Linked DNA regions of Homo sapiens: region 2 is linked to region 1. Evidence: read pairs that join two places in POLR2A ChIA-PET (ENCODE). Cell type or tissue: PC-9. All regions are shown on one strand. Links, peaks and the distances in the headings refer to the core of each region. The heading gives the core; the rest is flanking DNA.

What was found. Peaks named below come from ENCODE experiments on the same cell type or tissue, not always from the same donor. Only the 100,000 strongest peaks of a DNase experiment are listed, where the experiment ranks them.
Region 2: POLR2A ChIA-PET joins it to region 1 with 16 read pairs; 2 of 35 experiments call an interaction of 5 or more read pairs at or near these places.

The regions. Positions count from the first base shown.
Region 1 is chr1:224,384,094-224,389,478 of GRCh38, forward strand. WDR26 (WD repeat domain 26) reads right to left here. Exons shown (of 14, transcript NM_001379403.1): 14 at 1,053-5,385. Among named protein-coding and RNA genes, the nearest start is that of MIR4742, 12 kb to the right of the region's middle. In PC-9, for the core only: no CTCF peak of the experiment used is centred there; no DNase peak of the experiment used is centred there; H3K27ac peaks cover 954 bases.
Region 2 is chr1:222,579,377-222,584,761 of GRCh38, forward strand. TAF1A (TATA-box binding protein associated factor, RNA polymerase I subunit A) reads right to left here. Exons shown (of 11, transcript NM_005681.4): 3 at 4,752-4,921; 4 at 383-496. Among named protein-coding and RNA genes, the nearest start is that of TAF1A-AS1, 7.9 kb to the right of the region's middle. RefSeq lists an enhancer at 2,970-3,109. In PC-9, for the core only: no CTCF peak of the experiment used is centred there; a DNase peak (open chromatin) is centred at 2,875; H3K27ac peaks cover 1,890 bases.

The DNA.
Region 1 (5,385 bases), core at 134-5,133:
TACAGGCGTGAGCCACTGTGCCCGGCCAGATTGTATTTTAAAAAAAAATCTGTACTCTTAGATTTGTTAAGACTGAGAAAATTTCTATACCTGGTCCTGGGAATTGGCATGGAACTCTAAATGTAGATGAATAAACTGACTAAATTAGCTAAATCTGCTGTTAAGGTATAGCTGTATTTAAAGAAAACAAGTAGAAAAACTTCTTCCTTCTCTTTCCTGTTAATCAGAGGAAGCTGCAAACCATGATTTTCTAAGCCGTGAGCTATGGAAGCAATACCTCTCACAGCTACACTCACCATTAGTCGGCTGCCAAATACTTATTTTTCACATTTGAACTTTATTTTTGAACAAAATAGGGCATGCAATTCCTTTGAAATGCAAATACTCCTAAAATTTTTCTAAGTTTATCCATGAATGCACAGTGGCCCTTAAAAAGACGATCCCAGGCCAGGCGCGGTGGCTCACGTCTGTAATCCCAGCACTTTGGGAGGCCGAGGCAGGTGGATCACGAGGTCAGGAATTCGAGACTAGCCTGGCCAATATGGTGAAACCCCATCTCTACTAAAAATACAACAATTAGCTGGGCGTGGTGGCGGGCGCCTGTAGTCCCAGCTACTTGGGAAGCTGAGGCAGAAGAATCACTTGAACCCGGGAGGCAGAGGTTGCACTGAGCCGAGATCGCACGACTGCACTCCAGCCTGGGCGACAGGGCAAGACTCCGTCTCAAAAAAAAAAAAAAAAAAAAAAAAAAAGATGATCCCAACAGACTAACCACTGCTTCTTTAGCTATCACTCACAAACTCTAGGTACATATATGGAAGGCAAATTCAGCAAATCATAGCCAGGCATGATGGTTTGTGTCTGTTATTTCAGCACTTTTGAGAGGCTGAGTCAGGAGGATATTTTGAGCCCAGCAGTTCAAGTCCAGTCTGGGCAACACAGTGAGACTCTCTCTAAAATACATAAAAAATCAGCAAATGTTTTAGGCAAAAAGAGTACTACTTAAACATTCAGATTAATGGATATTAGGAGATGTAACACACCAAGAATTATTTAGGTATTCATTCTGTTTATTGGATTGAAAGAAAGGGAATACAAACGACTGGTTAAGTGCTGCGCACTGACATGGAAAAAGTGTCTTTAAAAAAAAATCCCAGTAAAGCAAATCAAAGTTAATGTAGTTTCAGTTGAACAAAAATTTAAAGACGTTTAATACATTACACATTTATAAAATAAAAGTCAACAAAGGGTGTTTTGTAAATAATTAGTAAACAAGTGAAAATAAATATCAGAGACCTGAAGTTTTTATACTTTAATGAATAAAGCAAAGAAATTTAAACTAAGTAAATATAATCTGAGAGGCAGTTAAAAAAACAAAAATCAAAACCCACCAAAATTGAAGAACACAATCTTTTGAAACATTTAATCAGTCCATAGCAAATAGTTATTACATACCAAAAGCTCTAAGTGTTAACTAGTTCCACCACAATGCCATGTAAATCTTGACAATTTAGAAATCTTGAGATCAACACTTAAGTTCTTTTCTTGATCTCTACAGCTTGGTTTGTAAGTACATACATGCTTTTGTGGATCTATTCCCCTCGCCACACACACACATTTTCAAGGAGCCAATAACATTTTTTTCCATCTGTGCCTAAAAATGTTACAATTCAGTTCTAGCACATTGACCCTGATAATGAAAATGTTTAAGTTAAAGATGGGGACACAATTTCAATCTTATAAAAATATACCAGTATTAACCAAACCTTAAACTCAGAGGGCACTTCACATGTGCACGAGACTTTCAGTAAAAATGACAAGATCCTAGAACAGCTGTTTCCAGGACTTTTTAATGAATCAAGTACTCTCTCTCTCACACACACACAGAACACACACACACATTTTTATACTATTGGTTTTGTTAAATCCAGGCTATCTGGATTAAGTAGATAGGGGATGGGTTTTTATAGTTTTTATTTTTGTAACTATAGGGCAGCTACTATAACAATAGCTTAACAACACTGAAAAATTTCAATTAAGTTCACCCTGTTTTTAGAAAGTGTCTAAGTGTAAATGCAAATTCACCTCTTCTTAAGTTAGCAGTTTATATTAAATCAGATATGGTTTCTGAAATGGAAGTAATGTGTTGGAGGGCAACCCAAAAGGACAGTTGCGAAATTATGAATGAGAAATTAAAGTAAAACCAAATCAAAATATTTATACATTTTAGAGATGGGACAAAAAGGATATTAAGAAAAATGTCTTCTTTCCTCCCCATTCAAAAGCAGCCATTCTTCTACTGTGAAAGAAACTGACATGGATATTTTCCCTTTCAAGAGATGTATGATATATTTACCCACTGTGAGGCAGAGGTGATAGGGTCAGTTCTTGTTTGCAGGAACCAACATCCTAAAAAAGAAAATGTCAAGATGGGGAGGGGTGGGAAAGAAGGGTTTTCTATTAATGTCATGGAATATGCCACTGTAGAGGCAGAACACTCCTAATAATAACATTCACCAGATTACTACTGCTGTTTTTTTCAGACTAAGAAAATACTGACAAAATTGGATTTTTTTCTCCTTTCAATTGCAGGATATTCTGATTATTTAAAGTTAGGGAATCCCTTTTTTATCCCCCCACCCAATAAAATGGGCCAATTTGTAGGGATATATGCAAATAAAATGTTCTCTGTTTAAAATACTTACCTGGTTTAATATAACACATTTATCTGGCCAATAAGAGCAACAGAAATGTAGCTGTTATGAAGACTAAAAAAATACAAAAACCAAAGCTGAAGCTTTGTCATCCCTCCCCACTAACTCCCACTCCAATTCTTTACTACCCACATACTAATCTCAGTAATCCCCAAGTCCAACATTTTACCATTAATAACCAATTATTTGGAGGAAAAAGACATTTAATTTTATATTTGCTCTAGCCCTTAATCAATGCATAACAACAAAAACATTTTTAAGCACATGGAAATGAGCCTACTAACCTGATTTTTGGAGCCCAAATTCTCCACTCTATTTTGATCTATGTGCAAAAAGTATTGGTACTTTTCAATTTATACATTTGTTAGTATCTTGTGGCTGGCTTCATAGTATAAGACTCACTCTTAAGCCTACTATAGAGCCTACAGCACTATCAGAAGTTTTCAATTAATAGCTATGGATCAGAAAATCCTGCGATCAGTTTCTCATACCATAAAATCCTAGGCTTCTTTACCATTGATTTCACCTTTCGAGCACAGTCACTGCATGGCAAATGTATGAAACAGACGTTTACAGCAAATAAGTACCAGTATGTACAGGAAGCTGCCAGTTAAGACAGACCCGGAAAACAAACTCACCTAGCTGCTATAGAAACCTTTGCATAGTTGTTACTCCGTTTTAATAGGAGTTATGTTCTTGTAAAATGTGCCTCACTTTTACTCCACTTTTTAAAAAGTGTTTTTAAACTGTACTTCAGAAGCACTCTGAAAACTCAGATCTAGGGGTGGTTAGGTGAAGTAGAGTAGAATCTGAGTGCCAAATTGCCCCTGAATGGGCACAAATCTGAGTGTTACAAATGCACCGTAGCACACTGTAACCAAATTTGTAAACAGCTGTGGAGTTTCTATGCCCACATTTAGTGATGTTACCATAGAGACTGGGGTGTATTAACGGCTTCAGGGTATACATGAATCACTTAAAATATGAATGGTTTTTAACTATACTGAGGTAAAGAGAAGTTGCCACTTAATTACATACAGTTACCAATGAAGATTTTTATTCAAGCTTAAAGTAAAAAGTAATTTTAGTTAAGAAAAATGAAGTACCAGATAAACTGTAACATATATTTTAACTTAGAAGTATCAAAACAGGAATTTTTTGATTCTCTAAGTGGTGGTCTCTGCAAAATGGAGCTTGAAGAAATCTTTTACATACCAATTTGATAAGAGTCTGCTGACCACGATCTGTCATTTTCTTTACTATGGGCTTCTGGGAGAATGCATGCTATTTTAAGGCCAAATGTGTTTTTCTTTCTTCTCCCCTTCCCTGACTTTTCCCTTTCTCCCATCCCCGACCACCTACCCCACAATGGAAGAATTTTTGACATCCAAGCCCTCTTCTCTTTGTGGATTCTGGAGTCTATTCATGATCATAATTATATTATAGACTTGGCTACACCTAAAGGGGAACTTAGTACAAGACTTTTTCTTCACCAGAATCTTATTTTGGGGGTATCCCCATTCTCATTCCAACAGCTGGAGTCACCCTATTTATCCTCTACTGAAAAAGGGAGGGAATTTCAAGGGAGACTATGTTATGTTGTATTCAGCTGTTACGGAGTTTAAAAGCACAATGTGAACATCAGGCTTTTGGCTTATTTTAAATGTGAAATTCTCAAAATTAAAAGTGCTTTTCCATGAAGGAAACCTTTCCTTAAACTAAAACAGGAGGGGAGAGGGAAAGACTATCCACAGCACCAGTTTAGAATGAGGTTCAGTATGGCAATATCTGAAAAAACTGAGAAAAAATATTCTTTAAATTTATGTATCCCTATATGTCAAAATATTAAGGGCAATTAAGAAAAATGACTATGAGGTTTTAATCCCAGTTTAAGTATGTCTGTAACCTGCTGAATTCTTCTAATAATTTCAATTATACTATAAACTTCCAAAGTGGTTGTATCGCTGATTCCTACTCTTTTGCTAGATCACACCAAAATTACTTCCTAAGTTGAGAACAACTTGGAACAAGCTTTACTGAAAACCAACTGACTACTGATGTCTCATGTTGGTGTATTTAAAATTCTTTTTGAATCTTGAATTTCTTCAAGATCGGGTACTGATGTTCCTTCAGGAATAAAACAAAAGGGGGGAAATCTTCAAAGCATTACTCTGAATTTCTTGTGTAATGTCCTTCCAAGCACTGTTTCTGACCATGTCTCATGTGGTATTCCAGAAGAGCATCAGTTATACTGTGTATCTAAGTCATTGAGGAAACTGTTTTTAAGCTGGTTTAGATTCCAAATGTATACAAATGAAGTCACTTTAATCCTATAAATACTTCTTAATTTATTTTTAAAAAATTGTGCTGTTAACCCTTTTACGGGGCAACAAGCTATGTGAAAAGTACAAAACTTTTTGTCAAATGTAATATTGAGAGTGCTTTTGACATAGTTCACTGGTTTATCATCTGGATCAGTATATACTGCGCAACGGGCAAGGCTAGAATCCATGAACCAAGCTGCAAAGATCTCAAGCTAAATAAGGCGGAAAGATTTGGAGAAACAAAAGAAGGAAATTCTTTCCTATCCAATGTATACTCTTCAGACTAATGCACTCTTTCTATCAAGCCTTCTAAACTGTTAAATAAAGTTTTCCAAACAAGCATTTAA
Region 2 (5,385 bases), core at 297-5,296, 1.8 Mb before region 1:
ATTAAAATATTTTCACGTATTTAAATTCCCAACTTGTTTAGCTCTTTCCTTTTCTAAACACCAACTCTAAGCTCAAGTGACTTCAGCAAACATTTTAGAATCTGGCCCATCATCATACCACTGCAATCTCTGAATAACTGGTTTTGGCAGCCAGAAGAAATATACAAAGAAAAGGAATTTTTAGTCAGAGAACACAGGAGGCGCCTGAAAATCAAGAAGTAAATGGTTCTCATAACGCTCTTTTCTTTCAGTTTCTCTTATTTATCCAGAATGTCTTATCCTTGTCCCACATTTTTTAGGTTAACTACCTTATCACTGACACAAGCAATTAGAAAAAAAAAAGAATACTGCAAGTGTAAATTCACAAAGCCCATATTCTCACCTTTAAATAATTCATGACGCCAATATTTTTCATCCGGTTAGCAAAAGTATTGAAACTCTCCATGTTGCTTTTGGGATGATAAAATAGAATTTCACTTCCGAGCTTCCAAATAATCTGTCAAAGCAGAAATTACTGCCAAAATGTAAAATTTTTGCCTTAACCAATTTCTGTCTAAGATATTGTTTTCCTGATTACAACATTAATAACCTGTGATTCCTTTTCCAGAGACCACTACCGTCAACATTTTACTCTACTTTGCCATGTAAAATTAATACTACTTCCTTATGTGATAGAATAGTTTTAACCTTTCAAATTTCTATTAAAATATCAGATAGTATAATAGCATCATTATTAATTTAGTAGTTTAAAGAAAGTAGACAGTTAAGATACATATTTAATATAAAATGTTTAATTGGTATGGAAGGAAGAATATTAAAGTCAGAAAATTTGGGTTCTAATAATATTGGCTTCTTCATTGGTCTCAGCCTCTTCTTCATCATCTGCAAAATGAGGGCAACAAACTACACATTTCCTGAGAGCCCATCAAATTCTACAACTATTGACTACATTTATTCTATATTTAGAATGCCAATTTAAGAATTTTGATTAGCTATGGACAAATCTTAATAAAAAAATATTTTATCCTCAGATCACCAAAACTTTGGCGGCAGAACTTGGAGCTCTTTTTTCATGAGAGCAAATCTCTATTTCGCTAACCTCAATTTAAAGTAATCAATAATACCAACTTCAAAGTAAATTAAACTGAACTGTAAATCAATTATTTCTATGAACATACATATTGGTTATATGTGGATACACACACTATCACTGCTATAGTTATATATGATACACATATTATCATTTGATATAAGGATCCTCATCTTCCCAACTCAGAGATATCAAGATTTCATTTGTAGAATATCACACTGTAGTATTTGGGAGCTTAAAGAAAACCTGGGTCTTGGATCACCTACCACCAGGGATGGGTAAATGCAGGGGGGGAAGAAAAGCAGGAAAAAAAAAAAAAAGAAAACTTTGAGATTATGATAGCTATTCTCACCACCAGTGTACACAGTAATTACATGGGACACCAGTTAAAAATAGGTATTCTGGGCCAGGCGCGGTGGCTCACACCTGTAATCCCAGGATTTTGGGAGGCCGAGGCGGGTGGATCACGAGGTCAGGAGAGTGAGACCATCCTGGCTAACACGGTGAAACCCCGTCTCTACTAAAAATACAAAAAATTAGCCAGGCGTCGTGGCGGGAGGCGGAGCTTGCAGCGAGCCAAGATCGTGCCACTGCACTCCAGCCTGGGTGACAAAGTGAGTGAGACTCCATCTCAAAAAATAAAAAAATACAAATAAAAGATACTCTGACTCAATAGACAGGGGTGGAGTAAAGGAATTTATACTTTGAATGAAAGCCCTAGGTGATCCAAAGAGAGCCAAAGAAGTGCTCAAAAACCACTGATCCAATTCCTTCATTTTACAAAACAAAATCTGGACAACAAGAGGCTGTAACATGTTCAATGTTTTACAGGAGTATGTAACTTAAGTCCATAAATTAAATTTTCAATGAATGGTTAAACTTTTTTTTCAGCTTCTCTTTTTTATTTTTTTTGCTCTAGAAGATAACTAATTGATGCAATGGTGACTGTGTTAGTAAAACCTATGAGACACTCATGTCAAGTTATTTGTGGGTAAACTGTCTTTTACTGAAGAAATTTAGCAGTATATGCCAGGCACTGTTTTAACCCTGCCCTGTGAAATTTACATTCTATGTAGAGAGACAAACAATAACCAAGAAATATAATTAAATTGTCAACTGTTAGAGGAAAAGAATGCAGCAGGACAAGGAGATCAGGAGTGCCATTCAGAAAGTGCAGGTTGCAGTTGGAGTAAGGCAATTGCAATTTTAAATAGTCAAAGTAGGCCTCAATGAAAAGGGGCCTTGAAGGAGGGTAGCTGCAGTGATAGCTGAAGAAAGAGCTTTCCAAGAACTGGTTAAGGCAAAGGCAATCAGTCAGGAATATGCCTGGCCCATTCAAGTAAGAACAAGGAGACCAGTGAGGATGGAAAAGAAAAAACAAGCAGGATAATACAGGTTGAGTATCCCTTATCTGAAATCGTTGGGACCAGAAATGTTTCAGACTTGAAATTGTTTCCGCTTTTTAAATATTTGTATATACATAATGAGACTGGGGATAGGACCAAAGGCTAAACATGAAATTCACTTATGTTTCATATACACCTATACATATAGCCTGAAGGTAATTTTATATAATATTCTTAAAATTTTGTGCATGAAACAAAATTTGTATACATTGAACCATTAGAAAGCAAAGGTGTCACTATCTCATGTCAGTAATGAAAAAGCTTTGAAGCATTCTGGTTTTCACATTTTTGAATTCGGAATGCTCCACCTGTTTCAGGAGATGAAGTCAGAGAGGTCAAACAAGGAAAGGAAGTGAGCACATCACATAGGAATTTATAGGCAATTATGACTTTGGCTTTTACTGAATGAAATGGAAAGCTATTACAGTGTTTTCAGCAGAGGAGTGACATGATCTGATATGTTTTAAAAAGCTCACTCTGAATCATTAGTCATTAGAGAAATGCAAATCATAACCAGGATGATGCCACTTCACAACCACAAGGATGACTATTATCAGTAAGACAGGACAATAACAAAATATTGGCAAGGATTAGAGAAATTAGAAGCCTCAGATATTGCTGGTGAGAATATAAATGGTATGGCCACTTTGGAAAACAGTCTGGCAGTTCCTCAAGAGGCTAAACATAGTGTTACCATATGACCAGCAATTCCACTCCCAGGTGTAGACCCAGGAGAAATTAAAACAAACGTCCACACAAAAACCTGTACACAAATGTTCGCAGAAGCATTATTTCCAATAACCGAAAAGCAAAAACAACCTAAGTGTCTAACAACTGATAAATGGACAAATAAAACATGGTATTTCCATATGACAGATTATTTGGCAATAAAAGTAATGAAGTACTTATACATGCTACAACATGGATAAACCATGAAAACATTATGCCAAGTGAAAGAAATCATTTACAAAAGGCCACATATTGTACAAAACCACTTATATGAAATGTCCAGAATAGAAAATAGATTAGGCTGGCCATAGTGGCTCACGCTTGCAATACCAGCACTTTGGGGAGGCCGAGGTGGACAGATCACTTGAGGCCAGGAGTTCAAGACCTGCCTGGCCAACAGAGTGAAACCCAGTCTCCACTAAAAATACAAAAAACTAGATAGGTGTGGTGGTGCATGCCTGCAATCCCAGCCACCCAAGAGGCTGAGGTACAAGAATCACTTGAACACAGGAGCTGGAGGTTGCAGTGAGCAGAGATCATGCCACTGCACTCCAGCCTGGGCAACAGAGCAAGACTCCGTTTCAAAAGAAAACAAAAAAAGAAAAAGAAAGTAATAGATTAGTGGCTGCCAGTGTCCGGCAGCTGTGAGGAGGAATGGGGAAGGACTGCAAGTGGGTACAGGGTTTTGGTTTCATGGGAGAAAAAAAAGGTTCTAAATTTAGAGTGTGGTAATGGTTGGTTGCACAACTCTGTAAATGTATGAAAATACATTGAATTGTACAATTTAAGTGGGTGATGGCGTATAAAAAACGTCTTGATAAAACGAAAAAAAAAAGGATCACTCTAGTTGGAAAAAGAGAACAACTCTTTCAAGAAGTTTTGCTGAAAGAGAGTAAAACAATGAAGTATAGTCTATGGGGGAAGTTTGGGTCAAGAGATGATTTTAAGATAGAATAGGCTGGGCATGGTGGCTCACACCTGTAATCCCAGCACTTTGGGAGGCCGAGGCAGGCGGATCACGAGGTCAAGAGATTGAGACCGTCCTGGCCAACCTGGTGAAACCCCGTCTCTACCAAAATACAAAAAATTAGCCGGGCGTGGTGGTACATGCCTGTAGTCCCAGCTACTCAGGAGGCTGAGGCAGGGGAATCACTTGAACCCAGGAGGTAAGAGATTGCAGTGAGCCGAGATCGCGCTACTTCACTCCAGCCTGGCGACAGAGCAAGACTCCGTCTCAAAAAAAAAAAAAAAAGATAGAATAACAAAATTTTTACATGATGATGGGAAACATCCATAAAGAGGGGGGAAAAGGAAGAATTATTGGAATGAACATTTTAGTCCCCTTTAAAATAAGAGGTAAAAAGAAGTGTGCAAAAAAGGTCCCAATACAAACTCTCCACTCAAAAGTAGTTTTAGTAGCTTTTAGCAAAATCACTGAGATTCTGTAAAAGCTACTGTAGGTGAAGCTGTAGGCATAAACTTCTGGGAATCTATCATTTCTTCCAGCAAACTCAAATTTTATTTACCTCAGGTGCAGCCTGCCTTTTGTAGCTATCTGAATCTTCCAAGGTCTGAAAATAACTGTACATGTATTCTGCAGCTTGCTGCCATTGGTGCTTCAGCAGAGCTTCTTGGATAAAACTTAAACAAGCACTTGTTGTCTGAGCAAAATCCTTCCTCCTTTTCCCTCCAATGGCTATAAAAACGAAAAAGAAGAGAGTTTTTATCCAAGTGGCTCCAGTTCAACTATTCAAAAAACTTACTTCTGATAAGAAGTTTTAACAAGTAAACAGTAGGCATTACTTGACCCAGCCCATTCCCAGTACCAAAGCCAGCTTCACTTGAAACAAACCCTTCTACATTATATTAATTATTTTTAGCAGATAAAAACATTTCTAATTTGATGTTTTGGGGCTACTAGAGTCACCAGATCCTTTAAATCTGATTCAATCATCCTTTCATCCTTGTACCAAATAATTTGCGGAGAATCTCTCAAACAGGCCCCCAAAAGCACAGTCCCAGGTATTTAGAATGGGTAAAATGTCAGGGTCATTCTAGGCAAACATGGTCTTTATTACCTACCCATGTTCTGCAAACCCCAAGTGGGCTTTTATTTTTTAAGGACCAAATTCCTAGTAACTCAATGATATTATATACAAA